Linked DNA regions of Mus musculus: regions 1, 2 and 3 are each linked to region 4. A link is a loop called in an ENCODE intact Hi-C map of the cell type or tissue named here. Cell type or tissue: heart. All regions are shown on one strand.

Region 1 (8,000 bases), 110 kb before region 4:
GCTGGCTCTTTCTGTGTGTGTTGTCTATGGATTTGAATGGTTCGTCTTTATTCTGGATTTAGAGCACCTCTGTGCAAGCATCCTAGATCTTAACAGGGATGCTTGACAAGTAGTGGGTCAAGACCCAGTTCTGTAGCCTTCATAGGTTGGCAATTGCGAGAGGGTATGACAAGGACTGCCCAAGCACCTATTTCCCCTGCAAGGCTCCAGAAGGCCGGGGACCATGTACATCTATTGTATGCGTATCCAGAGGTATATGTCTGCCTCTCATGCCTGTTTAAGATTTGTCACCTTCCTCAGTGACCTCGGCCATACAGTTTCAACATTCACTCCATAAACATCCACAGGCACCTACTGTGTGCAGGCACCTACCGTGTGCATTATTCTATGTACTATATTCCAGGGCAGCTGAAACAAGTAAGTCACAGTCTCTGCTCATGAGATGCTTACAGACCCATAAACTTCTAATTACTGTTTGGGGCAATTATAAGTAATGAAGAGAGGCAATATAATTTTGTAACTAGGAGGGAGGGGCGGGATTGAACTGCTTGGACTCAGACTTTAGACTATGTACCAGTTAAGTGACTCTGGGCAAGTTCTTTGGCTGCCCTTTTTCAGCCTCTGTAATGGGAGCGAGAACACATGCCTCATAGGTTTGTAAGGCTTAACTAAGGTAATGCAATGAAGTTCCTGGGAGAGGAAAGCAGACCCAAGTGCAAGGGGGTGCCGAAATGAGCAAGGTTTTTGGACACTAGTGAGTGACTGAACCCTTCAGAAGGAGCCACGAGGCGAGGCAGCATGGACTGAGTAGTGGAGAGGTGTCCTGACAATCAGGGAGTCAGCCATTTCTCCTTGTATTTCTGAAAGAAGGTGAGGGAGAGAGGGAAAGAAGAGAGCGGAAAGGACAGGGAGGGAGGGAGAAAGGAGAGAGAGAATACAAAACTTAATATCTCAAAATTCTCAGAGCCTCAAGCTTCCTCAACCCCCACCCCACCCCCATCCCTGATCAGGCAATGCAGGAGGAAAGCCCCCTGCTCTGGCAACTCCCACAGCTGCAAATCGAGGGTCCTGGTCCATCAGTATGGCACAGGCAGGTTGGGAGGAGGGATGCTCGAGTAAGCCCAGCCCTGACACGGCACCTGGTACCCAAACGATGCTCAGTACAGGGTCCACTTGGGCATTAGTAAACAGCGTGGAGTGGGGTCTGAAAGAGGTTAAACGGAGTGTTCAAGGCACATGGCTACGCGAAGCTGGATGTCAGGCATTTCCTCTTTCCTCTTTCCGGTTTCCCACTTACCTTTACTCCAGTTAAACTGCAACCCACAGGACGCATCTGCCTGCCTTTGCAAGGCCTGCCTGGGAGTTAATGGCTTTGGTGTTTTTTTGGGTTTTTTGTTTTGTTTTTAAAGGGAGTGGTAAGCAAAGACACAAACACACAGAAAAGCTGTGAGCAACATCACCACCAAGTAGCCCACCAAAGCTCAGGCAAACTCTACCTGGGCCCTTCTAAAGTTTGCCATGAGGGAGGCTGCCCCGCGATGCTCACACACTGAGAATCGGGCATTGGGTACAATACACACACACACACACACACACACACACACACACACACACACAGAGAGAGAGAGAGAGAGAGAGAGAGAGAGAGAGAGAGAGAGAGAGAGAAAGAGAGAGAACAGCACAAAGGGCACAGGGAGAGAGCCAGACATGGGACCTGAGACATCAACTTGAGCAGTAGCCCACTCACTTCAAAGTCAATCTCTCTCTCTCTCTCTCTCTCTCTCTCTCTCTCTCTCTCTCACACACACACACACACACACACACACACACGGTGTCTAGCAGAGGAAATAGACTGGGGGAGAGGCGGGAGGGGTAGGGGGACAGCAGCTGTGTCCCTCTGTGCGGGCTTTCTGGTTAAGGATGAAACAGTTCACACAGTCTCCTTTGTGAGTTAGCATTCCCACTCTGTGTGAAAAAGCAGGGACAGATGAGTAACCGAGAGGTCACCCTACCAGGGTCTGCTGACCCAAAGGCCAGCTTTTGCCCATCACACCAGACTGCTCTGACCCCCCACCCCAGAGCCTCCAGGGAGGGAAGCAGGCGGGCAGGCAGGTTCCAAGGCTACCCCTGCTTTCCATAACACTTGAATTTCTGTGCATCTCAGATTTCCCTTTCCAACACCACTCCAACTCTCCTGGAGTTGTTTCAGCCTCTGAATCATTCCCTCCCCCCACCACACACACCAGGAGGAGCACCCCTCCCCCAATATTCAAGATCTGGGGGGGGGTGATTTTGATTCCTAACCATCAAGCTAAGTGACTGTACTAAAGGACAGAAAAGACCAACTTCAGTCCTGACTAGCTGTGTGACTGAGGGCGGGTCTCTGTGCCTCTCTGTGCCGGCCTTTGATTCCCTGGGAATCAGAAGTCAGAATCTCCACCACTCCCAGGTCTTAAGGGATCTGGGAGAGCGAATGAGGTCATGTCTATGAGCCGCCCAACGGAAGGAAGTCGAAGGACTAGCACAAGGCTGCATTATCTTCTGGAGTTGGCAGGGCCATTGCTGCAAAGTTGCTGGGACTGGGAATGTCTCAAGGGCCTCAGAACCAGTCCTGGGAATGCCACAGGGAAGTGGTGTGTCACGACAGAGCGGGGGGGGGGGGGGGGGGGGGCTCTGAGATGTGAGATCAAGTCCTAGCTCCGGTGGGTGCTTAACAGCTTCGGGAGACCACACGATCTCTTTCGGGCTCGGCTCTCTCACCTATAAAATGAGACTAACCCAAGCCCCGGATGATTCTTCGGTAAAGGAGTAAACAAAATGAGCCCTGGCATACAGTGGGCATACTTGCTGTGGCCAGTACCCTGGGACTGTCACAGAGAATAACTTGCCGTATCTCTCCGTGAGCTGTCTCCTCATATAAGCCAACACGTGCTGCTGTTTTCTGAAGCACAGCCTTCTGGGGTAGAAAGAGGGCTGAGTGCTCCACACGTCTGCTTTGGACCAAGAAAAGAAAGAACAACAGCGGTAAGCATAGGTCCCTAGAACAACAGCGGTGTGCATAGGTCCCTGGCATCATCCAGGAAGCCTGAAACGTACACAGCCAGGAGTCCAAGGTCAGAAGCCTTGGGGTGGCCCTTCCACCCTGAGTCACGGTGAGACTTGGCCACTGAGTTCTGAGCCCAACACTCTCAACCTTTGCAAGTCAAAGCTCTCAGCCTGGACGCCTGCTTTTCTTGGTCACTGTCACTCAAGAACAGATGACAGACCTCAGTGAGCTGTCAGGCAGACGGGTCTCCAGACAGATAGGCGAACTCTTGTTCTGTGGCCTCCTTTATAGATGCAGGGAAACACACAGTGGGAGTGGGGCTGGATGCTCGCCTCCCTAACTACCCAGATCTAGGTGACTTCCGGGCAGAGTTTACATTTGGGGAGCTGAGACCAGTGGAGAGGAAATCTATCCAGCAGAGGGTGTGAGGACCCGTCAGCGACTGGCTGAGCCCTCTGAAGCTAACAACAAGGCTGCAGAGCCAATCTGGCAGAGACTGTCTGAATTAGTCACCGGTTTTGATGAGGAGGTAAACCGATTACATAACAGTCTCTCTCTCTCTCTCTCTCTCTCTCTCTCTCTCTCTCTCTGTCCTCCAAAAGACTCTCCAGAGCCGGGGCTCTACTCTTTCCCTCTGGCCATGAAGGGGCTCAGGGCCAGGGAGGGTCACATACCAGAGCCCAGGGGCTAAGGTTTAGGCAGGAACCCTCCCCAGGCCTGCTCCAGCCCCACGGGGCCAGAAGGAGGCGCCCGCAGCTCACCTCCTGCCTGCAGCTTGCCACCCTGTTTCCAAAGCAATCCCACGCTAGTCTTGCAACCTGCTGGCTCTCAGGCTCTAGGTGTTAGCCTGGAAGATGCCCCAAACAAGGAGGTAGAGATTTCTCAGTTGCCAGAAACTCCTGGGCCCCTGAGTTATTCCAGGCCCCCTTCCCCTGCCAAATGTGTCATGATTCATTGTTACAAAAATGAATACCAATCGGCGCTGAGCCAGCACCGTTTGCTGTACCCCTGTGGAGGGACTGCAGAGGTAGGGGGGCACTGGAGGGCACACCTGTGCAGCAACAACAGCTGCTTGGAATCCAGATGCTTATCTTCTGGAAAGAGCAAACCTGGCAAACACAGGCTCGCGCCTCTGGCTCCGTGTCCTGTCATGAGTGAGATCTGGCCTCTAGGTAGAGGTCAAGTTCATTGGTTTCTAAGTGATGCCTAGGATGGGACCAGTGTGTATGACTGGGATCTTCCTGTAGCTTTGCTCACCTCCTGCACAAGGCTGCATAAAGAACAATATGTGTTTAACAATATGAATAATGGGTGATGATGAAGGTGATGACTGTGGTGATATCAGAACGGGGATATGAGTGTCCTGTTTAACCCCAAGTCCTAGGGACTTCAGCTCTGCCTGACTTCCTATTGGTGCTTCTGTTGCACTCACCAGACAACTGAGAAACCGAAGCAAGAGTCTGAGAAACTGTAGGAATCACACTGACCTCCTGACCCCACACAGGACTAAGCTCCATCAGTCCAGAAAGAGGAGTCACCATTACACAAGTGGAGGATGAGTTGAGCACTCAGCAAGTGACGTCAGCACCTCTTGAGTCTTCCTCCTTTTTTCTCAAGCCTGGGTGAAGGCAGAGTGCCCAGCCCAACCACACAGGAGACAGTAACAACCTTCAAAGGCTGCGTTCCCACCACCACCCTACCAGATTCCAAGATGGAAGAGTTTGGAGGGGTCTTGGGGGGTCCGCTAGTCTAGCCTCCCATTGTACAGATGAGAATGCAGAGGCTCAAAGAAAATGTGGGTGCCCAGCAAGAGTGGCCCCAGCCCAGTTTTATTCACACAGTGGAAACCAGAGAAGGTGGCAGAAGATAGATGCAGGGTAATCTCTCAGCTACCAAGCCGGCTGAGGTCTGTCTGACTACATGCCTCTCCAGCTCCAAACCAGACAGGCAACAGTTTTGAACAGAAGAACGGACAATCACCCCATGGAGGCCACACAGATGGCCGTGAGGACAAGTCAGTAGCTACAGTTTCTAGAACAATGAGCCTTTCCTCTCTGCCCTGCTCCTGAGAACTTAGCAAAAAAGGCTAACTTACCCCCTAAGCCTGAGGGTAAATTCCCCAGGAGAAGTCTGATCCTGCTTCTATCTCTCGAAGATCTCTCCCAGGTGTCTATTTGGGATAAGCTTCCTGGCAGAACCTGAAGCTAATTAGAGGAAATTTCATGCTAGTTTAGGCCACGAAACCATTTATTCATTCAACGAACTTCGGCTTTGCCCCTTGTCTCTACCCTCTCTCCATTGCTTAGCAACGTTCTTAGTTTCCATCTGAACACACACACACACACACACACACACACACACACACACTCCCCAGCTTCCAGCCCCAGCCTCTCTCTTGGCCTTTTTTTCTCCCATCATTTTCCCCATCTGGGACCCAAACCCAGCCCACACTCAGCAGAGAGGCTGTAGGAGGGGCCCTGCCAAACTCACTCCCAGACAGATGTGCTCTGTTCCCTGCACAGCTGTCCAGGCCTGTCCATCTGTGCTCACTTCCTGCCTCCCTGCTCCAGCCCCTCACACTTCCCACGCCAGGGTGGGAAAGTCTAGTCCAGATTTTCTTCTTCCCAATCCAAAAGCCGTCAAGTGGCCACTCGCACAGTGTAGCCGAGAGGCCTTGGTTCCTGCCCTCCCCAGGCCCCCAGGAAGAGCAATGGCCTAGGAGACTCCAGCAAGTCCGAATCTTTCCTGAACTTCCTCAACTTCAAAGCCCTGGCAGCTGCTCAGGACCCACCTGGCTCTAAAGTCCTCCCTCCCAGCATTCTTTGTTCACACGAAACACACTGATATTAATACTGATAGGATTTCATTATTTTCTCAAGCCTAAGAAGTCCACTTCTGGCAGGCACCTAAAAGAGGTAAACCTTACTTTCTAAAAAAGCTTGAGGACTGGGGAGGTGGGCCCACTGGTAAAGTGCTTATTGCACAAGCGTGAAGACCGGTCTTTGATTCCCCAGCCTTCACATATAATCTGAATGTCATGGAATACCCTTGTAGTCCCTGCATGGGGAGGCAGAGACAGGCAGATCCCTGGGGCTCTCTTGTCAACTAGCCTACTCTAACCAGTAAGCCCCAGGTCCTAGTGAGAGTCCCTGTCTCGGAACACAAAACAGAACTAGGGAGATGGCTCAGCTGGTAAATTGTCAGGACTGGAGTTAGGATGTCCAGAACCCAGGTAAACACAGGCAGACCTAGTGGCTGCTTGTAGTCACAGCACTCAGGGGGCAGAGACAGGACATCGCTGGGGCAAGCTGACTAGCTATACTCACCAGAACTGAGGAGCTCTGGGTTCAAGGAGAGATTCTGCCTCAATAAATAAAAGTGATCTCAAGGTCACAGAGATGTCAGCTTCCACACATTCGGGTGCACACACTCACACATACATCTACACATCTATACACGCATGTGAACACACACAGAGGGAGCCACCGACTACATACACATTCACACTCTAAAAGAAACTAACATGGAATGTACACCCAAGGTTGTCCTCCACTTCCATTTACATGCACACTAATGAACACGCACGGGTGGTTGGTGCACAAAAACAACTGTCCCCGTCATGACTCCTGTGGAAACCCACGTGGCACCTCTGGCCTTGCTGCTGTGAGGTAGGGTCTGCTTGACTGAAAGGAAGCGGCAACTCTGGGACCCAGCTTGTTTCTAGGGTTCCCAGAGCTGTGTGCTGGCTCCTGAGCATGGGGTGCCATTCGTCTCCCTGGACTTCAGAATGGTTTGGGAGGCTCTGAGGTGTCCACGTGATAACCCCTCCTTAAGACCAGGACCTGGAGAACTATGGCTGTATACCCTGCGATAGCCAGCCTTGACTCTAGATATAGAGGATGCTTGCTTAATACAAGTGTCCTGAACTGGGCTGCCAGCCCACTTCTCTGGTACTCATCAGCGTCAAAAGGCAAATGGGGAACCTGATTAACCCTTCATGATTTGCCTTTGGGAAACCCAGATTAGGCAATCAGGAAAAGGAGAAGCAGAGGCCTACCTCGTCTCCATGGTGGAGAAGGGTGTGGGGAAATGACTGAGCTTAACTGGGCCCTCTCCGAAGACACAACCTTTTCTTTAACGCCACGGCCTAATGTTCCAAGAATGACCAGAAAGATGGGCAGTCATTTCCTTTTTCTAGAAGTATATTAGGAGTGTGGAGTGGGGGGGGGGACCAGAATCCTACACTTTCTGGAGAAAGGACATAACCTGCATAAGAACTGGCTTCTCCAGGCAGGAATGAGCCCCAGAGCAAGCATGGATGTCCGGGAGCAAAGCAAAGAGGTAACTTAGAATTTGTAGTTGAAAGGCAGGGCTCACTTCTTAAGCTACTATCTGTAAATTAGATATTTCAACTCACCGCCACTTGCCCAGCTTACAGAGGCACGCATAACTTTAGGTGAAGGCAGTTGCTGATCTTTCTGCCAGGTGCCCCCAAAAAACGTGAATCATGGGACTCAATTTGGGTTTTTAGATGGTGCCATTGATATAAACTGTGTCTGAACAACCAGCCAACTGTAGGCATAGGTAGTGGTGGTTTTTGTTTTGCTTTAAACCATTTTCTTAAGTATCTAAGAAAGAGAAGTTCTTGGGGGCTGGGGGTGTGACTCAGTTAACAGAATGTATGTATGCCATACACAAAGGCCCTTGGTTCGGTTCCCTGCACACATATGCCAGGTGTGGTGGCAGGCGCATGCCGGTAATCCCAACACCCATGAGTTAGAGGAGAGTTAGAAGTTCAAAGTCATCCTCAGCTACACAAGTAATTTAAGCTTTCTGACCATAGGAGACCCTGTCTCCTGAAAGGAGGAGGAGGAAGGGGAAAGGAGGGTCGAGGAAAGGAGAGAAGGGAGGACAAAGGAAGAGGGAGAGAGGAGAAAAAGGAAAGTTCTTTCAC
Region 2 (8,000 bases), 62 kb before region 4:
ACAGCTACTCCCACGCCCCCAGCAAGTGGTACTTTGTAACAAAATGTTTCTCCCTTTGGTTATCAGCCACTCTGAAATTACTTAAAGTGTGATCCAAATATCCTGTTTCTACATGGTTAGAATACATTTATTTTAATTTAGACCACTAGAGTTTAGAAGGAAAGTGTGTCCAGCTGGAAAGATGGCTCAATTGATAAAGTACCTGCCAGACAAATACGAGTATCTGAGTTCAGATCACTAGGACCTATGTAAAAAGCTGGGTACGTCTGAGTATGTACCTGTAATTTTAGATGTAGAGAAACGGATACAGAGAGACAGGCAGACTATGGAGCTCATTGGCTGACTAACCAGCCTTGCTGAATCAATGGACTTCCGACAGACACAGAGTCTGTCTCAGCAGTGCTTGATGCTCTAGCAGAGGACCAGGGTTTGCTTCCCAGTATCCACACGGCTTAGAATCACCCGTAGCTCCAATTCCAAGGGACCTACACTCTTTCCTGATTGCCAAGGACGCCTACAGGTACCAAACGCACACAAGTGCACACATGCACATATGCTCACATTGCACACATACACAGAGAAAGAGAGAGAGACAGAGAGACAGAGAGAAAGAGAGAAAGAGAAAGAAAGAAAGAAAGAAGGAAAGAAAGAAGGAAAGAAAGAAAGAAGGAGAAAGTGAGAGAGATGGGGAGCAATCAGGAACACTTCAAATCACACACAAACACACACACAAATGCACAGATGCATACACTCACACATATGTACATACAAAATTTAAAAATACATAAAAGTGGCATATTGATCACCCTTGGACAGGAACTCATGGTCATTGAAACAGGTTTAGAAAATAGGACTTGAGCTATAGTAACAGTTACTCTTATGCCTACTAATAAATAGGTCCTGGCAGAACTCCTGAGAAGTATAAGTTCTACACCCCTTTACTGGCCTCTGGGCTCTTCTTTAACCTCCATGCTTGGTCCAAAGGATGCTGGGATGCCGCAATCAAGCCTCCTCTCTATTCCTCATTACTTTCTCCCCAGGTTTTCAGATTCAGTGAGAGCTCATCTTCAGAAAATAAATATGGAGGAGCTGGAGATGCCTCGGTGGTTATGAGTGCTTACTGCTCTTCCAGAGGACCTAGTTCTGTTTCCAGCACTCATGCAATGGCTCACTGCTGCCTGTAGCTCCATCCTTCCTCCTGCCCACACCAGCCACCTCATTTCTTCCCTCTGTTACAGTCACAAAAGGGACAACAGCTAGAGACAAAAGCATTCTTTTGGAGATACAATGGGGTGAGTTCAAATAGATCAATCACTTTGAGAGCAATTAACCTCCAGCAAGGCACTAAGACTCCCAAGCTTGTTCATCTTCTGCAAATAGTAGGCAATGAGAAAGACAGTCCTAAAATCTTCTCACTGGGCAGCGAAGGGAGGGGGGGGTTAGTAGATAAAAGCATTTATTATGATGATGAGGAAGACTCAGTCCCCCTACACACTCCACCCCACCCCCACCCCCACTCCCAATCCCATGGGTGGCTAACATCTGTAATTCTAATATAAGCAGCCCAATCTTCTGGAGATATAGCACCCACCAGAAGCACCAGCATCAGGGGCCTGTGAAGCCCATTGACCCTGCTGGGTACCAAGACTTTCCTTCCAAGAGATTTCTACCTAACCAAAGAATCAACAGTGACTTCTAGAGATTTCACTGAGGAGCAGTAGGACTCCAGCGGCCCTTCTGGATGGCACCCAGAAGTGGAAAACACCTGAAGACCCTCGAGACAACTGGCATTTGGGAAGAATGCCACCAGGCCAGGTCCTCTACGCAGTTTCTTGGTGTGGTTTGAACAACCCCATTCCTCACCATTGAACCTGCTGTCCTGCAAGCAGACTTCCATTCCAGCAGCATAGGTGAGTGCCTCCACACTGCAGGTGACATCCTGAGTACTGGGCTTCATATCTTCAGGATACACTAGTAACACTTGTTAAGTAATTTTTCCCTCCAAATTTTGGGAAGTGAAGTCACACACTGATAATCCCAGCACTTGGGAGACAGAGACAAGAGTTCAAGGCCATTCTCAGCTAAACTCAAAAAAAAAAAAAAAAAAAAAAAAAAAGACTAGGGAGGTGACTTACAATGCTGCGTGCTGCCATCAAGATCTGAGTTCTGAGTTCAGCCCTCCAGCACCTGTGTAAAAGTGTGGCACATTGGCACGAAGCTGATATGCTAGTACTGAGAAACAGGAGGATTTCTGGGGCTCACTCTCTGGCTAGTCTTGCCCAACCAGTGAAATCCAGGTTTAATAAGACTCTATCTCAAAAAATAACATGGAGAGCAATTGAGAAACACACACACACACGTGTGCACACGAACACAGACACATACAAATAATATAACATATACACCAAAACAAAAAAAACAAAAACGAAACAAAAAAAAAAAAAAAAAAAACAGGCCTTGATCAGGCCACACAATACACAAGTACTCTCACCACTGAGCTATGTCCCAAATCCTAAATATTTTCACTTAAGATGCAAACTCCCTTGTGACTGGAACAATGAATGGCTCGGCAGTTCAGAGAACTGGCTGCTCTTGCAGAGGACCAGACTCTCAGCTCCCTCAGGGAGGCTCACAACTGTCTATAACTCCCTGGGACCTGATGGCTACTTAAGGCATCTGCACACATGAGGGCATAAGAGACAGCCATATACATAAAAACAAATAAATGTGAGCGCAAATGCCCTCTAAGACCCGGAAAGCTTTAAATGGCTAACATCCCAGGTTGAAATTATTTTAATGAGGGCAAGAAGGAACTCCTGGAAAACAGAAGACTTTAATAAAAAGGAAAACTGAAGCCCACAGACGCCTGGAACAGAGTCCAGGACAGAATTGCGCCTGCTACTGCAGTGGATTCCCAGGGCTACATATTCTTTATCCTCACCTAAACAGAAAACACCCGTTCCCCCTCCGTGGGAGACAGCAGCCTTGGCTCTTTTACTCGGGCCTGGCCTGCCTACCTTTCACCAGCTCCAGGGGAGGACTCCCTGAACCTGTGCCTACTAGTCCCCTGCAACTTCAGGGCTTAGGGTTTAGGTAATTAGGCTCTTGGCAATCTCTCTGGAGCCCGCCAATAAACCTGAAACAAACACCCTTAGCCCCTCTCCAGGAGGAAGAAAAGGAAACATTCAGGGAAGGGGAAACAGGGAAGGAGAAAAACTTTTTTTTCTACACTGAATTTCCCAGGGAACTGTAGAAATCTGCAAAACCGCCACAGTAAACATCCCTTGCTGCTGCAAATTCCTGGTTGTGCCTACTGTCACAGAGCCATAGCTTCCATGGTCATCATCCAGGGTGACAGAGGGCATTTGCTGGCACTACAACCTGAATAGAAAGTAGTCATTAAGGGTCTAGGCCTGTAGGCTCCTTTCGTGGCAACAAAAAGGCCCCAGATCCTCCACCCCTTCCTGGGAGCCACAGACACTCCAGGGTGTTAGAAAATGATTCAGGGACATTATAGCCTGCCTCCTTGTCACCACCAGCTGTTGAGATCTTAATTCATGTCTTGGCTCAGGCAGAAAGGGGACCATCCTTTAAGCATCCCCAGATTGACACAGGTATCAGGCTCCCCAAATAGTAATTTAGTTTTCTCTGTAAATAAATAGTATTTCTTTTACATGACAAGCTGGACGGGATGGCTTCCCCGACTGGGCACTTTTTAACCAGCTGCATTGTGTAAATGCATCCCCGGGGCACACAAGGAGTGTACTCATCATGCAGCAGGATGAGAGAGAATACAGTTTAATGATAGTCACTGCTATTTATTGAGCACTTGCTAGAGTTCTGGTATAGGTACTCTCTGAAAAATTCTCTGATTTAACTCTTCCTATGAGGTCTGTATTGTTAACACAATCAATAGATGGGACGCGCAGCAGTTTCCCATGTCAGAGTGAAGTGCTGATAAATATATTAAGTGAACTGAAATCTTCCATTCAATTAGAACTAGTAGGAAAGAGGCCGTCTTTCCGGTCTTATCTGGTAAGCAACAGGGTCCTGGTGCAAGCCAGCAGGCCCAGCTGAGTGCTTTCCCTCTTTGAAACAAGCTAACTATCCTCGAAAGTGTTTCCAGCCATCCCTGGAGAAGCAATAACTGACACTGGGACCGGAAAGCCTTCGAGTATCCCAAATGCTTCCACTATAGGCCCATATGGAAAAAGAACAGAACCCCCAGCTCCTTCTATGGAGAGAGCCCAACAGGTGGAAAAGTGGATGTTATCCTGGGTCCTTGCTAGTTGAGCTGGGCTGCCATAGGCCTTCCACTTCCTTCCCACCACCCTGTCAGGCTGATCTCTGCCTCACGCGGGGAGACACGGGCATTGCAGTCCATCTTAGACCTGCTGCTCGGTCCAGGGCCGAGAACCTCGCAGCAAGTCCAGGCAGAAGGCAGGAACCCACCGAGACACCCCGCCCCTCCCACCGCAGTCAGCCAGCCTCCCCTCGCACGCGCAGCAGGAAGCAATGCAGAGGCGTGCCCAAAGCTTGCGGGTACCCTAGGCACCCCTTCCCCTCCCCAATTGCCTGGCTCTCCAGCCAGAGGCCAGAGCTCGAGGCTAATTTTTCACGCACCCCCCCCCCCCCCGCCAGACCGCCTCTCTAGGTGACGCTACAGTCTGTGCGGTTCCTTTAAAGGCTGCGGGTTCCGTTCTTCCCTTTTCCACTGGATGCCAAAATATGCAAATCCGGGGACCGGAATCTGCAGCCAAATAGAGCAGGAGAAGGGGCGCGGCCGGCGCGTCACCGGATCCGCTCCTTGTATGGCTCTTCCCGGCTTGGCCCGCTGCCCCGCGACCCTCCCTGCAGCCGCGGAGGCCCCTCCCGCACCCAGCTAGGCTCACACCGCCGCCCACGCCCCTGACCAGCCGCTCCCCCCTCCAGGGATGGAGCCGGGGGCGGGAAGCGCTGCATGCCCTGATTCCGGCCGAAGCCCGGGACCGCTGCAGCGCGCAGTCTCCCCGCGCCGCGCGGGCGGAGGAGAACCCGGGGGCGCAAAGCCTCTAGAGCACAGGAATGGGTAGCCTGGAGGGAGAGGAGGTGGGGGTGGCAGAGATGGGGGCTCACGGGCGGCGGGAATCCCTCCTTCCCTAAGAGCTAGAGGAGATCCGGGGGAGTCTGGGCCCTTCCCACCCAATGTTCTCCTCCAAACTGAGGGGAGGGAAGAGGGAGTGAGGTTGTCATCCACCCCCATCACAATGCGCAGCTAGGGAGTTCCTCCCACGCGTCCCCCGGCCCCGCATGGACCTCCCACGGCGTGAGGCCCGGGGATCCTCTCTTCCTTCTTGTCAACACTCCCACTCCCCCTGAGAGATGCAAGTTCCCCCAACCCCGACTCTCCAGCGGGGGCCGCGGGATTCACCGCGCCCACGCGGCCACTGAGGAGGGAATCCTCCCCCGCCAACCCGGTGTGATTCGGGGTCGCGCCTCCGTGCTCCCTCCCTCTCCTCCCCCTCGCTCTCAGCCAGGCTGCGCGCTTCAGGAGCAGGCCTCGGGGAACACATCACCCACCCCCGGGATCCGCTGTCGAGGTGACAGCACCCTGGGTCGGCACAGGGGGCCGCCCTTGACTGCAAGGCACCCTCAGGCAGCAATGAGGACAACCCTGCGGGAGACAGAGAGTAGAGACTGGAGGAGACCGCCTTGGTGGCTTAGAATCTGTGGGTTTCACATCTTCCCGCAGTAACTCAGCCGCAAGCCCTTCGCCGGCTGCAGTAGATAGCGACTGTGCCCCGGCCTGCTGGGCCCTCCTGCCATCCTGTGGCCAAAGGGGTTTGCTTTAGAACCGTTAGGGAATTTATCTGGGAATTATTTGGTGCACGTGTTTTCTATCCCCTAAACTTCACTCTTTCCTAATCTCCACAACAACAACAACAACAACAAAACCCTCATACCCTCGCCCCTAAAAGTTCTTGCCCACTGCGCAACTAGCTAATCCGCTACACATTCCCGGGCCACTGCGCTCAACTGAGAGTCAGCGCGGGGTCAGGAACCCCAAGGGAGGGGCCGGGGCTGCGGGCGGTGAATCAGAATGATGTCCGCACGAAAGTTCTAAGTGTCCAAGAATAAGAAGCCTTAGGACATTAGAACCCCTTCCCCAAAGGAAAATACTTCATCTCTCCATCTGAATCCAGTCAAGGATAAGAAGGAAAGACAGAAGTTGTGTGGGGGAGCCTGGCTTGAAGCGGTCACCTCTCCCATTCCTAGACTGCTAAGGAACCTGTGTCCTGGTGTACTGAACTCTTTCTAAATGCTGGGAGTGCTGGAGACCAATTGCAAACAACTCCACTCCTCCAACGACTAAATTCTGTCTCTAATGCTGTCCTCAAATAAAAACCTACATGTTTAGTTACAGGGTTTTTCAACTGTGCACTGCGCATCGCGCGCTTTGCATTCGGCTTCGTCCCTCTTTCTTTTTTCTCTTCTCGCTTTCCTTCTTTCTAATCTAATTGACTTTTTTTTTTTTTTTTTTTTTTTTTTTAAAGAACGGAGAGCGGTGCGGGCGCTGCACGTTGGCTGCGGCCCGCTTCCTGCTTTCTAATGTTCCATTGTGAGGAGCTTCCATTGTGACGTCGCGCCCCTTCGGCTGGGCTTTGTCTGTCCATATATGGGCAGCTACGTCACGGAGCTTTCCCGGGGCTCAGATAAATAGACTGGTGGAGTTCCCTGGCTGGGAGCTTTTGGGCAGCAGTGAGCTAGCTAGGAAGCGGCGGGGCTGGTTGGTGGTGATAGCAGCGGCGGCGGCAGCAGCAGCAGAGGAGGTGGCGGCGGCAGCGGCGGCGGCGGCTGTGGCAGATCGGGGGGCGGGGGGGGTCGGCGGGCTCGTGTCTGTGAGATCAATACTGAAGCCGCGTCTGACCCCCTGGAGCCTAGATCACCCCCCCAGCCCAGCCCCCATCCCACTCCTCGCACACGCCCCACCCCACCCCCACGACCCAGCGTCGCACCGCACCAGCCGAGGCACCCGAGAGGATTACCCTCTTTGCCCCTCTCCCATCCACCCCTCCAAAAAAGAATAGATCCCCTCCCCTGACCCACCCCTTCCCCTTTTCACTCCCCCCTCCCTCCGAACTTTCCCTCTCGCATGCTTTTCCCCTGCACCACGGATCGCCTCTCGGATGCCGCTCGCCTGGAAGCTGCGTTAGGAACAGGCGGCGGCGGCGGTGGCGGCGGCGGCGGTGGCGGCGGTAGCTCGGGAGTGCTATGACCGGCAAACTCGCCGAGAAGCTGCCGGTGACCATGAGCAGTTTGCTAAATCAATTGCCTGACAATCTGTACCCCGAGGAGATCCCCAGCGCGCTCAACCTCTTCTCCGGCAGCAGCGACTCGGTAGCCCATTACAATCAGATGGCTACAGGTAAGGGTGGCGGTGAGGCGGCGAGGCAGCGAGGAAGGAAAGGGGGAGGACGAGGAGGAGGGAGCGAGCTAGCGATGGATGCACATATCGATGGATGCAGAAATGGATGGATGGAGAGACGGATGGAAAGATGGGGGGCGCGCTGGGAATTTTCTGGGGGGCGAGTTGCTTTTCCCACCCACTCCTCCCGCCCTCCGAGATCGGGAAGGCTTGGTTGGAGACGCCACGGTTGAGGCTTCGGTTCTCCCGGGTGGGGGCAGCCGCCGACTGGAGGGAGGTAGGTGCGAGCAGCTCTGGGGTTCTCCCTCCCCACGCAGGGGGCCCGATCGCTGGGCTGCGTGCAAGGCGTGGTGCTGTAGCCCCCTTTCTCGGGAGGAGCCCAGCGTCTTTTTCACCCGCGCTCTCCCCCCTCCTTACTCCCTCAGCCTCCCACCCGGGATGGAGCCATGTGCGGCGTGGAGTCCCCACGGTGGGAGAGGTACTGCGACGCTGCCTTTCCGGGGCGTTCAGCAAAGCCATTGGGGGTGTGGGGACGGTGGGGAGAGGGAGGGGGCTCACCCACGGGGCGGGGGAAAGGGTTTGCCACCGGGGGCGA
Region 3 (8,000 bases), 400 kb before region 4:
GATGTGTAATGCGACAGACAGCCTGTCCTGGGCTCTTCTTACCCCTTTCCCCTCAGAGGCATTATATTAACATCATCACCATCATCACCATCACCTGTCTATTCTGTACCAGCTACTAGAGGCAGTGTCACCTGCACTCTAGTGTTCAGCCTCCTAACCACTTTGTGCAATAGATGGTATCACCATCACGTTAACTAAAGAGGCGACTGAGGATCTAAGAAGGCAAAGAAGGCCAGATGGCACCCGGTTTGTCTGGCCTCAAAAAATGCAAATGTCCCACTAAGGCAACAGAGGCACAAAAGGCTTCACTGGGCCTATGTGGAGGTTTTCTTCTATCAACAGGCCTGGGAACAATCAAATGAAAAACCCTGTGTGTCATGCAGATCCGAGGAAGAAGGCCAAAAGCTACACAGACTGGGGTTTTATGCTGCCTCTAAGCTAGGCTGGAAGTGAGATGTATTTCCTGGTGGTAGTAACAACAGCAGCCAAGTCTACGAAATACCGGCCATGGGAAATTACTGCTAAGGGTTGTATAAAGATCTTCAAGTTTTCACAACTGACCTATATAATGTTACTGTGATTTGATAATTGATCAAACTAAGGCTTATAGGTGGCACCTGTATCCTATGCAGGCCACAGCATAGAAAATAGTAAAGCCAGGATCTTCACAACGGCGTGGCCCTTGAGCAACGCTGTAGATGTATGGATATCAAATTTGGACAAGTACCAGGATGTTTCAAGGATCAGGAGCCAGAGGAGGTCAAGGTGTTAAAGGTCTCTGGATTTGGACAGGCTCCACGACTGTCCTGTATCAGGAGGCCCATTTTGGTTTTGTCCCTTGCTGACTTAACTGTTTTCCACCTTGGGCATCTGGTAAAACATTTTTCAAAGGACAGTTTCTCAGAGGAGAATTTCAGGACGGTTTCTTAGGTCAAGGTCGGGCAATGAAAGGTACTGGGAACAGAAGTCAAGAAGGGCGACCATTTAATGAGAAAGCATTATCCTAAAACAAACGCAGACCCTTGGCTTTCTCTTTGTTCATAGAAAGAGACACGGTGCTGGGCTGAGCTGGGCTGGGCATAACATGTACAGTGTGAAATACAAATGATTTCGAATTCAAAGGAAGGATCCAGCCCTGGGGTTACTCTAGCTGTGTAACCTGGAATAGGTTAATCTCTCTGAGACTGTTTATTTTTAATAAAGATAACTGCATTATCTTGCCCTGGACTATTAAAAAAGCCAGAGAGTGGAGTTTGACAGTATCTGAAACCATGAAGTACCAGTCATCTATCAGATATGCCACCTCTTCAAGCACAACCTGAACACTGTATCTATCACACACATTTATCACATAAAGCTCTTTCAGAGGCCCCCAGCTACACAGTTAAACTCTCCTCTCTGGTCTAAATAATCTCCGTCCCGGACATACCAGGAAAGGCTACTTGTACGACCTGTACCAGAGTTCTCTTGTCAAGATGTCTAGAATCCCATGAGTACTCTCTCCTTAGCTCTGTTCTCTCTTAGTTCAAAGTACCCACCGCAGAGATCTGCTGTAAAAGTAATTCAAGTCTGGAGGTCCTGTGGAAATAACTGCATAACAGGATCCCAGTTCAAGTGTCCCGCTGACACCTCTGCAAAGATGGGTCTCTTCTGGACCATTCTGCCTATCCCCAGTCACTCCAACCATCCCAGCCCCTCTTTCTCTCTGAGTCCAGACATCCATCCGTGGAGCAGCCTCCTCGTCCCCCTCCTCCTCCTCCACCCACTGAACAAACCCTGGACGCGGAGTCTGGGCTGTCAAGGGGCAGGTCTGATGTCAGCCCTGGGGAGCCGCCCCCCGCCTGGCCCTCTCGGCCTCGGTCCTCACCGCAGCAGGTCCTGCAGCACCGTAGCCAGCCCCAGCGGGACACTGCCCTTGCGCTGGAAGGCCTCCTGCAAGTCCCGCAGTCGCAGGCGCACCACCCCTTGGCGGCGGCTGTGGCTCAGCACCAACGGAGCCCAGAAGCCCATCTTGCTGTCCCAGTCGGTGCTGTTCACCTCGCGACTCCTCTTAAAGGCGGAGAACAGAAAAGACATGCGCTCCTCATCCTCCTCCCACTCGGGCGGCAGGAGGCCCGCCGGGTCTCCCCCGGTCGGGGCCTGGGCCTCCCGCTCCGGGGACCACATCGGAACCCCAGCCCCGCCAAGGAACCGAACACAAGCCTGGCCCGGGTCCCCTTCCGCCCCAGGTCCCTCTCGGCTTCCGTCGTTCCTTCACGCCCTCCTCCTCAGCCATCACGTCACCACCGCCGCCTGTGCGATAAAAGTCCCGCAAGTCTTCAGGGCGCAGGCGTGGCGCGGCATTCATTTGGCCGGGAGGGAGGGAGGAGGGCGTTCTCGCCCGAGAGAGGCAGAACGCAGGCGCCGGACCTTCTCTCCGTGGCCTTTGTGCGACGGGAAGGCTTTTGCGCGTGCGCCACAACCATAGAGTTTGGCGAGGCGTACTAGAGGGGCTACCTATTGCACCTCCCGGGTGGTTCGGGCTTAAGGTTAGCCAGGCTGAGGCTATGGGAGCTGCAGGTGGATACACAACCTTGGATCTGGTGTAGCTCTCCTTAGCCCAGAGACTTTTAAGTTAAACAAACGCCCAAGATACCTTTCTTTCACTAGAATATCAGCCGATTAACAAAAATGGTCCCAAAGCTCCGTGACACTGGACCCATTTTTAGGGCTAGAGATAGTCTTCTTAATCACTTTCTTCCCGCTCTTTAGCTCTGGGATGTCCTTTTTCTCCTGAAAATTCATATTCTGCCAGGTCCTTTAAAAAAAAAAATCGTTCCAACTCTCATCTGAAGCTCCGGCTGCCTTGGCTGCCAGTTTAGCATTTGTCTCTGACCTTTCTGCTTCCTCGAAGGAGAGGGCAGACAGCGATGCAAGTGTCTTGCAATGACAGCGCTACTGCAGAAAATACTTTATGGACTGAGAGGTACTTAAACCTTACCCTCTAGTTACTTTTCCGTCTTGAAGAGTCTTACAAAATTTGTTCAGTGTTGAGAATAAATTGTGGTGGTGGTAGTTATAGCCGGACCGTTCAAAAAGAGACTAGGACGAGCTGTTTTTTAATTTGAAATTTGCACAGACCCGGCCGAGGGCACGCACTCACTACAAGTCTAGAGAGACTGCCCCGACCGTTAAAGACAGGTTTATAAAGGGGAAAACTACTGGTTCCATACTTCCATTAACGTGGTCGCTGTTGGCAAGCATGACAGGATATGAACTTTTAACAAAAATGAGGTATAGCACCATGGCTTCTCTGCTTGATCGAGGAGCAGAAAACCTTCAGGTTACAGAAGCAGGACGATGCAGGTTAGTAATAGTTCCCATAAATACCGTGTATTTATGTTTTGCTTACTTGTGTGCAACTGCACCGCGTACGTCCAATGCCCACAGAGACCAGAAGAGGGTGTTGGATCCCCTGGAATTGTAGAATTGTAGTTTTAGTTGAGCTCTGCCCTGCAGACGACGGTAACTACAGATCCAGCCTGGAAATATGCTGATTTTTAAAAGACTTATCAAGCAAGCAAACAAACAATCTAAAAGGTGAAAGGAACTGTTGGTGTAAACGTTAAAAATTAAAGCGAAAGTTTGTTTCGACTTAGGAAAAAGTAATTTCTGTTAAATAGTCGCCTTTATAAACTGGTATTTCCAGTTTGAGGGAAATGTGATGAGTTTCGGGCTTCAGAGTAGTTGAAACAGTGTTAAGGTGAATTTTCATGAGCATTGAGTTTCATTGAATTTTAATAAGCATTTTGAAGGAGGAAATGGAGTGTTTAGTTATATGATGTGTGTACTAATTGCTATCTATGTGCTATATTCCTCAAAGTGTGTTCAAAATATCTCACTTAGCGGCCTTTTTTCAAATACTTTCGCTATAGTTCTCATAGTTTGTAAGGTAGCCTTTCCCACTTTACCTGCTTTTACAGAAGAGGAAGGTGAATCAGGTGGAAAGGAGCAGAGGAGAGCCAGAGAGGGGAGAGAGAGGGAGGAGAGAAGTGGAGAGGAGAAAGAGGTGCAGAGAGGGACGGAAAGGTGGGGCAAGAGAGGGAGGGAGGAGGCAGAGAGCAGAATTCCAAATATCAAATCTAGTGAAACAAATCTGTACTGTGCTACCCGTTAGGCCCAGTAAAACTAGGTCTTCTCCGCCCAGCGAAGGATTCCACCTTTTACAGGCGAGCAAATTGCTTTATCTGGGTCTGCTTGCATCTGAAAATCCACTCCATTTCACCCTTCCAGGCGGCAGGCAAGGTTGGCTTTCACCTTCTGGAGGCTGAAAGGATAACTGGGAACAGAATCAGTGAAGCCAGGGACTATGGGTACAAGTCTCCCAAAACTGACCTTACCTTTAAGATATGAGTCTGCCACAGGTATGCGAGGAATGGTGGGAATCTTTATTCTGAGATTGAAGAACCCAGTTTCACTCTACTGTGAAGGAGATATTTGTTTGCTGATGTTATAGGCATTAGATATGGGCATTAGATACCCATTCCAGCTATTAACATCCCTGAGGTCTCACACATTTCCCTCTGCTCTAACGAGGCTCCAGGTCATTCTCCCACTTGCCAGGAGTCCTCTTCATTTCCATACAAATATGCAAGCACCACCCCACCAGTCTTGTCCACTTATTTCTAACAACAGTCCCTAAGCCTGGGATTCACAGCCTTTGGGGTTAGCCAAATGAAACAAATGAGAAGTAAACCCTTCACGTCTGTGGAGTTTATGGAGGCCCCAGGCTTGTTGCCGTCCTCCTCAGGTGCCAGCATAGAATTCTGGAAGCTTTCCTACCCTTGATTTTTTTCCTATCATCTCCTCTTCTTGCTCCATGTTTCTCTTTTCATAACCCTGCATACCTCTTCACTGCGTATTAAGTGCCACACCACTCTCTAAATCTCTGATGATGTGTGTCTCTCTGGATAGCTTATGTGCCTTTGCTAACATGGACTGTGATCTTAATCATATTTGTTTCTAGCAGAGTGCTAGGCACATCCTAGGGACCGTTTGTGGAATGGATAGATGGATGAATTTAATTAAACATTTAGCTTAAAAATCTATGAAAACCTATGATTTATAACATAAGAATATTTACTTAGGTATAATGTTTATATTAGGTATTATATTAGGTAAAATACAACAATTGTATTTTTATTTACATGAATATATTATTTGTTTCTTAGCCATTTTGAGTACAAAAGCTTCTAAATTAAATTGCCTTGGACAGTTAGAAAAAGCCTGGAAGAAACTGTCTTGTTTCTTTGTTACTGTGTCCAAACCATTATCACTGTCCACCCATTCGTGACCATGACTTTCTAGAGCAACACAGCAGCCATTGGGGAAGCTGGCTGTCCAGTTTACCCACTTAAAATCTTGGTATGGAAGCCGGGCGGTGGTGGCACACGCCTTTAATCCCAGCACTTGGGAGGCAGAGACAGGCAGATTTCTGAGTTTGAGGCCAGCCTGGGCTACAAAGTGAGTTCCAGGACAGCCAGGGCTATACAGAGAAACCCTGTCTTGAAAAACAAACAAACAAACAAAAATCTTGGCATGGAGGCTGGGAAGGTGACCTGGTGGGCAAAAGTGTTTGCCCCAAAAGCATGAGGACTTGAGTTCAAATTCCCACATAAAGCCAGGCAGCTATCTCAAACAAGGTTGTCCTCTGGCCTCCACACTTACACCACGGCATGCTGTGCCCAAGCAGACAAGTACACACACACACACACACACACACACACGTGCGCGCGCGCACATAGCTTAAAATAATTTTTAAAGATTTAATTATTTATTATATGTAAGTACACTGTAGCTGTCTTCAGACACCCCAGAAAAGGGCATCAGATCTCATTACAGGTGGTTGTGCACCACCATGTAGTTGCTGGAATTTGAACTCAGAACCTTCGGAAGAGCAGTCAGTTCTCTTAACCACTAAACCATCTCTTCAGCCCAAAATAACTTAATATTGATAAGTATAACAATAAAAGATCACCATCTTTCAGCTCCCTCTTCTTCTTCAAGTCATTCTTTAGTGTAAGGGACTTAGAAGCCATCACTTCATCTTAATTAATTAAAAACCAAACAACAGGGCTAGAGAGTTAGCTCGGTGGTTAAAAGCACTTGTTGCTCCTGTATAGGACCCGGGATCAGTCCCCAGCACCTACATGGTGGCTCATAACTGTGGGAAGCCACATGTGCCGTTGCAGAGTGGCACTGACTACTGCTGGCCACCACGCATAAGTTTGGACAAACAACCAATGTGTACATATGCAGTAAAGTTTTTTTTGCAAAGACACTGCCTGGCCCGAGCATGATAATGAGGTTCTGTAAGGTACTAAGAGTATAACCAATCAGATGTGAGACATGCAAATGAGGTATGATAATGAGGTTCTGTAAGGTACTGAGAGAGAGTAACCAATCAGATGTGAGACATGCAAATGAGGTATGATAATGAGGCTCTGTGAGGTACTGAGAGAGAGTAGCCAATCAGATGAGGAACATGCAAATGAGGCATAGTGCATAACCAATCCAGGTGTGAGACACGCCTCTCCTAGGCCTATAAAAGCAGCACCAGTTCTGGGCTCGGGGTCTTTTCGCCTCTGCAATCAAGCTCTCCCAATAAACATGTGCAGAAGGATTCTGTTGCAGCGTCGTTCTTGCTGGTCGAGTCCGGCACGCGCAAGACATAACTATCCATAATTCAAGTTCCATGGGATCTGATATTATCTTCTAACCTTCAAAGATACCACTCATGCATGTATTGCACATACATGCATGCATGCAAAACACTCAGACACAAAGCACATCTAAAAAAGAATAAACCAAAACAAGTTTTGTAGGGAGTAGGGACACAGCTCAGGAGGTAAAATGAGTGCCATGCAAGCATTATAATCTGAATTGAGCCCAGAACCCACATAAAAAATCCAGCTGCACAGGCACAGACTTACGATCTTGCCACCAAAGAGACAGAAACATGTCAATGCCCAGGGCTAACTGGTAACTTAGGTGTCTTAGTCAGGGTTTTACTGCTGTGAGCAGACACCATGACCAAGGCCAGTCTTATAAAGGACAACATTTAATTGGGGCTGGCTTACAGGTTCAGAGGTTCAGTCCATTATCATCAAGGCAGGAACATGACAGCATTCAGGCAGGCATGGTGCAGGAGGAGCTGAGAGTTCTACATCTTCATCTAAAGACTGCTAGCAGAATACTGACTTCCAAGCAGCTAGGATGAGGTTCTTTTTTTTTTTTTTAAGATTTATTTATTATTTATATGTAAGTACACTGTAGCTGTCTTCAGACACACCAGTAGAGAGCGTCAGATGTCATTACAGATGGTTGTAAGCCACCATATGGTTGCTGGGATTTGAACTCAGGACCTTCAGAAGAACAGTCAGTGCTCTTAACCGCTGAGCCATCTCTCCAGCCCTAGGATGAGGGTCTTAAAGCCCATACTCACAGTGACACATCTACTCCACACCTACTCCAACAGGGCCATACCTTCTAATAGTGCCATTCCATGGGTACAAACTCTAACACAAACACCCACATTAGGCAACTTGGTAAGCTTTGAGCTGATGAGAGACCCTGTCTCAAAAACAAAAACCAAGGTGGATTGCTCCTGAGAAACAACACCACAATTGGCCTCTGACCTCATTGCACATGGACACATAGGGAATGTACACACAGCCACATACATACATGTACCCACATGAACACTATCCCACAAGGACACATATATAAAACACCTGCCAATAACAACAACAAACAAACAAATCACAACTCTCCATGATCATTTTTAGGAAGGAAGCTAAACACTCAGGGTGGCTAAAAGCCCAGGATCCATCTTGCTTATATTCCTAATGCTCTCTGGGTGCTTTCTATACACAGAGATCGATAGAGCCGTGGGAAGAATGGAAGAGCCAGAGGACGGGGATGAGCGCTGTGAAATGCTTTCTTCGGGACAGGATACGTTG
Region 4 (8,000 bases):
CAGTTGCCTGAGCTACTGACAATCCTCGTAGCTTGATCAAATCTTAATTTGATTGAGAAGCACTGCTGTAGGAGACGAGATCTAAGGAAGACCTGTGAGTACTCAAGAGTCAGGAGCCACTAGCCGGGGCAGCAGAGCCCGTTGCACCTGCAGAGGGTAGTGATCTTGATTAAGTAGTGCTGTGTAGACACCACACTCCCCAAGGCTGTAACCCCTGGTCTGTGGCAGACTTGGTCTCCCATCTCTGCCCTTCCATGTGCACTTGCACTGTGCCCTTCATGAACTGTCCCTGTCACAATAGTATTAGTGTTCCTGGTCGGTGTGACTTGGTCTTAAAAGATGACAACCATAGAAAGGGGCCAGGACCATGAGCTGAGGTCTGTTTTGCTGAGACTAGCATGTAAGACCAACTAACATTGCACCAAGGTGCCATTTCACACCTGCAAGACACCCTTCATGTACTGGTTTGTTCCTGGTGATGCACCCTCACCCCCCATAGGTGAATTCCAATGTACTCCACCTCTACCTCCTGTCTGCCTCTCATTCTTTCTCTTTCTCTGACCCTGGCCCTGAGGCCACCCCAAAAGCAGGCGGCTTCTGACAGCAGGCAAGCTGCTAGGGTCCTTTGTCCTCTTGGGATAGAGGGAGGGGCAGGATGGTAGGTTCCTGGGCTTGAGGCACCTGTTCCCTTGAGCCACACTGCCCAGCTGCCCAGGAAGGGAGAGGGGCTCCAGAGCAGCTGAATCACTGGTACAGCTGTCTTCACACTGGCATTGTGACTGGCTCCTCCCAGTGTGACCTGGTGGTGCCTGGTCCCCCCATCTATTTTGCACATTTCACCTGCTGCCTGGCCACGTTTATATTCTCTCTTCTCTAGTAGGAATATTCATTACTCCCATCAGGGTGGCCCTGACTTGTTGAGGCTTTTCAGTACCAAATTTATGGTCATATCCTATGAGAAGCAGAGGTTGGGAAGCGCACCTCCTGTGATATGTGAGCCTACTGAAGACAGCCTAAGCATTCAGATGTTCTCTCAGCTCAGGTGCATGGGAAAGGCTGGCCTCAGCCACCGACTGGCATCAACTGGCTTGTTCCTGACTTCCGTTAGCTTGCTTTGTCACGCTCTCTGGGCTCACCTAAATAAGGTGACTCTTGTGGTCCTAGGTCACCAGCTATGTCTGTCCACCCGAGTGTCCAGAGGCGTTGAATCTCTTGGCTGTTTGTCTGTATCACAGCAGGCTGTCAGAACTCCTGGCTGGTACAGTGGGCACTGCATGGTATGGTAGGAAAGTCTTGCCCAACAATGAGGCCAACAACACGTCCTCATGGCTTTGTAGTCAAGGAAGTTGCCCCATTTTCTCACTCCCAAGAGACCTGCTTGTAGAGTTACCTCACCTCCACCCCTCATCTGTGTCAAGAAGAACATTTACTCTTGCCTGCCCCCCACCTCAAAAGTGGCTCTTCCCTGCGCCTGTCCAAGATAGGATGGCCTTTCATGGGGGAAAGGTAGCCTTGATGATGGTTACACACAAATGCCAAAACTTTTCAAACACAGCCTGCTCTGCGTGGCCAGTCGTCTGAGTAGTCACACCATACTCCTTTTCAGTTGTGTTAGGTAGGAGCGGCTGGGACCATCTTTCTAAAGCGTGCTTTTTCCATTTGTTCTTTTAATGGGAGAACCATTCCCTTTGTGTTTCCTCACGGTGTAAAGGAACCCTTAGCCAGGATCTTTCTTTTTTGTCTCCTGCCAGTGGCACTGTGACATAGTAGAGAAGGTGTTGACAAACATGGATACTCATAGCCCTTTCCAGACCATCACTCCCTGGCTGTGGCCCTGCCTTCCCCTGTTGGTTTGGTTTGATTTGGTCTTTAGTGTATACAGTCGGATTCCAGCCCTGCTGACCTCGTGCTGAGGCTCCGCAGCAGGACAGGGAGCACCGGCAATCACAGCCTAACATCTGGGTCTGGGGAGAGCTCTCAGTACTGTCTGTGCCCCACGCCATCCCACCTGTACAAGCCCCAAAGCCTCAGAGCCTTATGAGACTGGCACATAGTAGGTGTGTCGCACATGTGTTTGAGTACGTAGTGACTGGGACACACCCCCACATGAGAAGCCTGTTTCCAACCAGGCTGTGCCCAACAGGTTCAGCAGCATATTCCCAAGCCTCAACATGGCGGTGAAGCGGCGGGAGCAGGCCTTGCAGGACTACGGGAGGCTGCAGGCCAAGGTGGAGAAGTACGAGGAAAAGGAGAAGACTGGCCCCGTGCTGGCCAAGCTCCACCAGGTACAGGGGAGACGCAATAGGCTAAATGGAACAACCATTGCCACGGGGTCCTCCTTTCAGGACCTGCGGAACCAGGATACTAGCTATTTCCACCCACCCTGCCCCCTTCAGTGACAGCCCTGACTCCAAGGTCTTGTTCCCCAGGCCCGAGAAGAGCTACGTCCTGTGCGGGAAGACTTTGAGGCCAAGAATAAACAACTCCTGGATGAGATGCCGCGGTTCTATGGCAGCCGACTTGACTATTTCCAACCCAGCTTTGAGTCCCTGATCCGGGCACAGGTGAGACAAGGCTTTTCCCTTGGGGAATCATCTTTGTAGGAACCCAGTTCCCGTTAGACATAGCCATGCTCTGCACAGACAGCAACACCTCCCTGCACCAGGCTCTATGAAAGTTCATGTGTTGTCCTAGTCAGCCCTGGTGCCTGGCACTGATACTGTACTGGAACTTCTGTTGGGTATCCTCCATTGGCAATCCACTCAGTCCCAACCCTATGATAGACAGGGTTCCTTTTTGTTTAACTCTTCGCCCCTTGAGTTCTTCCTCCCTTGCTTAATTAAGCAAGCAAGAAAAGCCCTGATTGCATCTTTAGCTACCACTTTGACTGAGCAGATCCTTTGAGAGGCCAGTAGTGACTGCTTGTGAGCCCAATAGGAGAGTTCCATTAGCCAGAGACCACAGGAGTCTTAACTTTCAGTTTCCTAGGGAGGGGTCCTGAATAGGCTCTGAAATGCTGGCCACTAGATATGAAGTGCCCCCTCGTGGAGAACAAATGGGAGTGCAGACCAGTATGGGGGTGGCAGCCAGAAAGAGGGTAAAACCCAGTCGGAGCCCAGTGTCTCCTGCTGCTGGGTCCAATTGGGATGGCATGCAGCAGGCTCCTGCCCTCCTCTCGCTGTTCATCTTCAGGCTTGTTCTCACCACTGGCAAGGTGGGAGAGGCAGTGGTACTGGAGCCAGGAGCAGGGCTTCTGCACACAGACCTCCTCACTGATCGCGGGTATTGGCTTCCATCTCTGGACTCCAACACTCTCTGGCCACCAAGCTAAGGCTTCTTGTCCACAAATTCTGCCTGCCCTGCTTCTTGTCTTAGCTGCACCTCTGCTGCCCTCCAGTGGACATCATCATTCCCTGTTGCTTTCCTAGCCACAGGGGCCATGGTAAAGCCTGATTCCCACTTCCCAGCCTTCATTTGGAATGATACCCAAAGCCATGGCGTAGAATGCCCATCAAGAAGCCCAGGCAAGGTTTGGACTGGAGCCTGGACTTGCTAGTGACACGTTTTCAGTCCGGTGCTCTCTAGGGAGTGAGACAGACAACAGAAGCGGGAGGATGCTCTCCTGTAGTCCCTGCAGGTGAGGGCTGCCTTCCAGCTGCTGCACCCTCTGTTTGGATGAGGCCTGGATTTACAGGAGATCTTGGCCTGCTCTCTTTTGCTGACACCTGCCTCTGCTTCTAGTGAGCTGCATACACCATCCCCACCCCCAGATCCTTAGAGGAAGCTGCAGGGTGCCCAGGCTATGGGGTACCCCGTAACCAAGCAGCAGGGTAGCCAGGGTTGTTTACCACCTCTCCCTGTGCCAGCCTCCTTCTCACCCGGCTGCTGCTGCTATTAGTCACTAGAGAAGTGCGCATTCCAGATGACTCAACAGGCATTGTGTCTTAGGCAGGGATTGGGGGCGGGGGTACCTGGCCCGCTACAACTTAGCTGGGGATTCTAAAGAGACTTCCTAGGATACCATGTCCCACTGGCCCTTGCTGCACAGCCACCCTCCCAGTCCCCATCGTCTGGTTTCTTAGATGGAAGGAGAATCCTAGAGACATCTCAAAGTTGAGGTGCTTGAAGAATGGGGACACTTTGATGAGATGTGATGTCACATCAGGAAGTGGAAGCTGAGGCAGAAATGGCCTCTAGCCTCTGTGGAAAAGTCGCCATCTATCACATAGAGAAACCCCTCCACTCTTGGACCTGCCTCCCACCTCTCACCCAGTCACTCTCACCACATCAGTGCTGCTTTTCTTCCAGGCAACTTAACCTAGATGTGATAACTAGCAAAACTGGGAAGGGGTGGGATCTGGGGAGCTGACACCTCCCTTAACTGGACTTCTAGGGCCAGCTCTCAAGACTTGGGGAGCCAATGTCTGCTGGGTTCTTCTTCCATGACCAAAAGCCCCTGGCTCCTCTCCTTGCTTAGAAACAGCAGTAAGCCCCAGGCCTGCCCTTGCCCACATACTGCCCTCTGGCACCCTCAAATGTAGTCTCCCTGCCCAATCTAGCTATTTTGGTCTTGACAAACCTTTCTCTGTGGTATATATTTCCAAAAGCCCCAGCTGTGGTTCCCTACCCCTAGACTGCTGAGGGATAGATAGATAGGGTGAGGTCTAAGAGGCAGTGATGGAACAAGTGAGAGACACACCCCACCGCCTTCAGCCAGAGCAACCCACAGACCCAGAGCCAGGCCCTGCTTGTGCCTCTCACCTGCTTTGCTGACTGAGTGCTGTGTAGAACTGGAGTCCAGTTCCTGCCAACAACTCTTGTCTCCTACCCAGGTTATATACTACTCAGAAATGCATAAGATCTTTGGAGACCTGACCCAGCAGCTTGACCAGCCAGGCCACTCAGATGAGCAGCGAGAGCGGGAAAATGAGACCAAACTAAGTGAACTCCGAGCCCTCTCCATCGTGGCTGATGACTGAGCCCCTGTCCCTCAGGAGTCCTTAGACTCTTTGGGACACAGGTGACATCTCTATAGGCTTTGCTCCTAGCGGGCATGGATTCATGGACCTCCCAATGGCCAGGCAGTTGGAGACAGGTGGCCACTATTGTACCTTGCCAGTTCTCTGACTTAAATGTCTCCATGTCCTTAAGCCTGATACTAGGAGCCTCACAGGCTGCTGCTTCCCTGTGTCCAGTGCTGATAAGCAATGTAGAAAAACCCTGGGGCCTTTTTACTTCCAGAACCGTCCAGAGTGTGCTATAGTGTCTGGCCAACAGGAGCCTTTGGAAGGGCCTGGGCTTCCTGTGGAACTTGAAGCCTTAGCTGTCTACCTCCAGAGGACCTACTCTAGGAAAGCCACCATCCTCTCAGGACTCTTTAGACTGCTGGGTGAGGCACAGTGCCCTGGTCTCTCAGCCTCTCTGGGCCCTTCATGCCAACACAACCAAAGCCAGTCCCCTATAGGTCCAGCACAGGGACAAAGCCCAGGAGTTTAGCTTTCCCTTGAACTGGGGCTTTGTCTCTAGCTGTCCACTAGGAAATGTTACATGTTGAACTGCTGCCCTCAAAGCAAGGCTCTGTCTCACCTGTATTACTGGAATTTTATTTTCACTTGTTATTGGAATTTTATTTTCAAGTAAAGTTTTCCAGTAAAACAACAGTGTACTTTAACTGACACCAAGAGGGAGCTGTCACAGCTTTGCCACAGCCCTGCCAACTTGGCAGAGTGCCTTCACTCAGTCACAACCTGTGGCACTTACTGCCTGCCTGCTGCCTTCTAGAGAGAACTGAGGCCTGGCAAACAGAGAGGGTACAGCAGCTTGAAAGAGGAGGAGAGCTAGCTACAAAGACTCACACTTGGTTTGTTTTTCACTTTGGTTTATTTAAAAAACAAAAAGCCAAAAAAAAAAAAAAAAACCAACAAACAACTTTATATACAAAGTCGAACTGAAACCATGAATTATGGAAAGAGGCAAGAATTATGGGAAGTGGAAGGGGCTAGGCCAGGGCCAATACCACATTCTGAACATAAGAACTAGAGAAAGAAGTAAGTGCTGGTTCTTCTGGCAAGTTGGGGGCAGCTGGGACACAGTGTTCTATTGGCAACCCTGACCCAACACCAAATGCTCCTTGAATGGGCTCCATCACCTAACAGACACAGAGCCTGCGGGACTTGTGCCGCCCAGAGGACGGACATTCTTGGCTGCATCAACTCTACACCCATTCCTCCCATTTATTGGCATTAGACCTTGTTCTGGGCTGGAAATGCCTTTTCCTCCCGTCTTGCTCTAAAATGGACGAGGACAGGAGACAGCACAAGACTACAAGGGCCCTGGGAGAAATTCCAAGATTGAGGGCAAAATGACATTCTAGGGGTGCAAAGGACGTTGTATTTAGTTGTAGCTGGAACTGGAGTTCCTTACATATCCATCCACATAGCACAAACCCCATACTGAGTTTGACATCCCCTGCAGAGGCTGAGCACAGAACTCAAGCTACCCCTGCTGTGGCTCCCAGGCCCTGCTCCAGCTGCCTTCTGGTACCAAAAGGGCTCTAATGTCATCAGGCTCCATCGCAGACCTCACTAGGCAGCCACTCAGTTGCTAGGCGTTGGCTCTTCTTTCTCTACCCAGCTGTCAGCCTGTGTGAGCACATGAAGCAATGGAGGATAAGGCTTCTCCCATGTCCTGCCACTGGAGTGCAGAGCATTGAGAGTAGCTGAGTCTCCTAAGAACCCAGTATATGGAGGACTAGCACAACAAGGAAGGGCCAGGTGTCTCCCAGGCCTCTCCACAGAGGCTAGCTCCACTCTACTTCTGTGGCTTCACCAAAAGGAACTATGGCCACCCTTTAGCCATCTTACCTTCTCAACAATCCGCTGCATCTCAAGGTGCAGTGGGGTCAGGCGCCTGCGGAAGTCCTGCATCTGTCGCTGGAGCTGGTTCTTCTGTCGCTCTGCTGTCCGGGCCGTCTCCTCTGCCTCGGCCAGCCGGGCCCGCAGCTCCTGCATCTCTGCTGCCAGTGTCTTATTTGTCACCTCAGTGGCTGAGAAGCGGTTATGGCTCTCCTCTGAAAGGTAGGTGAGGACATGGCAGGAAGGCTCTGATCAGTCCACTGGAGCATTGGGACAAAAGCCTGAGGCCTAAGGAGTGTTGTCCCCTGAGTGGCTGTGACATCACACTCACCAAGCTTCAGTTCCAGTGTGTGAATCTTGTTCTCCAGGTATAGGCGGCCACTGTCTTGCTGCTCTGCACGCTGTAACAGGCTTCCCACATTGATGAGGCTACCATTGTGGGGCACCAGGCCTTTGTGCTCTGTGGGGGCAGCACCTGGCTTTGTGCTCTTCCCTGAAGGAGGCAGTAGATCCAGGTTTCCTAAAGAAGACATGCATGAGCTCAGGAGAATGGCCCACCACGGCCCCACTCCCTGCCGGCCACAGAGCACAAGACATACCGAAGAGCACGTCTTCAGGAAGGCCATCGTCCAGCACTTCAGCACGGCTGTACTGAAGGCTCCGGTACTGGCAGATGTTCTGTGCCACCACTCTACTAACCAACTGTTTGGCCTACAGAAAACACAGCAGGACACCTACTGGCCACATGCCTGCATCAGGGAGACCAGAAGCATGCAAGAGCTCTGGAAAGGCCCTCTAGAAGCACAGGCGAGAGAAGAGAAACTACCTGCTCTGCACTGAGCCGGATCCCTAGTGTGAGGAGGACCCTCTCCAAGTCTCGCCTGTGCAAGTAGCCACACCAGTTGGCATCAAAAAACACAAAAGCCAAAAGACAGTCCAGGGGGAGCACAGTTGAGGGATCCAGCTCCTTAGGCTACAAGGAAAGAAGAGAAACAGGCTTTACAAACAGTTCTCAAGGCTAAAGGGCACGACACACACAGACAGGCGCAGGGTTGACGGCAACAGGTAGACCTCATAAGTGGAGGTCGGAGCTGGGGCTACAGGTTTCTGTGGGCACATTCCCAGAACATGCTATGTTCCCTGATC

The links. Hi-C counts contacts between places; a loop is a spot of excess contacts. Peaks named below come from ENCODE experiments on the same cell type or tissue, not always from the same donor. Only the 100,000 strongest peaks of a DNase experiment are listed, where the experiment ranks them.
Region 1: it touches region 4 in a loop (6-fold over the local background); 15 of 42 quality-filtered maps call a loop at or near these places.
Region 2: it touches region 4 in a loop (5-fold over the local background); 11 of 42 quality-filtered maps call a loop at or near these places.
Region 3: a loop joins it to region 4, with 2.5 times the contacts of the local background. A loop is called at or near these places in 5 of 42 quality-filtered maps.

Annotation. Positions count from the first base shown.
Region 1 is chr14:70,017,849-70,025,848 of GRCm38, forward strand. The region is part of intron 4 of Pebp4 (phosphatidylethanolamine binding protein 4); the gene reads left to right. The region is part of intron 3 of Gm33524 (a long non-coding RNA gene); the gene reads right to left. Among named protein-coding and RNA genes, the nearest start is that of Gm41198, 27 kb to the left of the region's middle. In heart, a CTCF peak has its summit at 3,787 (motif pointing right); DNase peaks (open chromatin) are centred at 2,513, 3,523, 3,653, 5,563 and 2 weaker places; H3K27ac peaks cover 3,238 bases.
Region 2 is chr14:70,070,194-70,078,193 of GRCm38, forward strand. It overlaps Egr3 (early growth response 3), which reads left to right and starts at 7,124. Exons shown (of 2, transcript NM_018781.4): 1 at 7,124-7,405. The coding sequence starts at 7,252. In heart, CTCF peaks have their summits at 4,348 and 5,805 (motif pointing left); DNase peaks (open chromatin) are centred at 4,408, 4,828, 5,638, 6,678 and 2 weaker places; H3K4me3 peaks cover 4,014 bases; H3K27ac peaks cover 3,120 bases; H3K27me3 peaks cover 2,934 bases.
Region 3 is chr14:69,730,324-69,738,323 of GRCm38, forward strand. It overlaps Chmp7 (charged multivesicular body protein 7), which reads right to left and starts at 2,247. Exons shown (of 10, transcript NM_134078.4): 1 at 1,868-2,247. The coding sequence starts at 2,166. 4930480K23Rik (RIKEN cDNA 4930480K23 gene) reads left to right here and starts at 2,511. Exons shown (of 3, transcript NR_130157.1): 1 at 2,511-3,345; 2 at 7,915-8,000. In heart, CTCF peaks have their summits at 2,510 and 3,434 (motif pointing right); a DNase peak (open chromatin) is centred at 2,298; H3K4me3 peaks cover 2,863 bases; H3K27ac peaks cover 2,284 bases.
Region 4 is chr14:70,132,307-70,140,306 of GRCm38, forward strand. Bin3 (bridging integrator 3) reads left to right here. Exons shown (of 9, transcript NM_021328.4): 7 at 2,144-2,285; 8 at 2,430-2,564; 9 at 4,833-5,655. The coding sequence ends at 4,979. Ccar2 (cell cycle activator and apoptosis regulator 2) reads right to left here. Exons shown (of 21, transcript NM_146055.3): 17 at 7,681-7,827; 18 at 7,454-7,565; 19 at 7,186-7,374; 20 at 6,864-7,069; 21 at 5,862-6,641. The coding sequence ends at 6,597. Among named protein-coding and RNA genes, the nearest start is that of Ccar2, 17 kb to the right of the region's middle. In heart, a CTCF peak has its summit at 3,392 (motif pointing left); DNase peaks (open chromatin) are centred at 3,285, 3,840, 5,740, 6,577 and 1 weaker place; H3K27ac peaks cover 310 bases.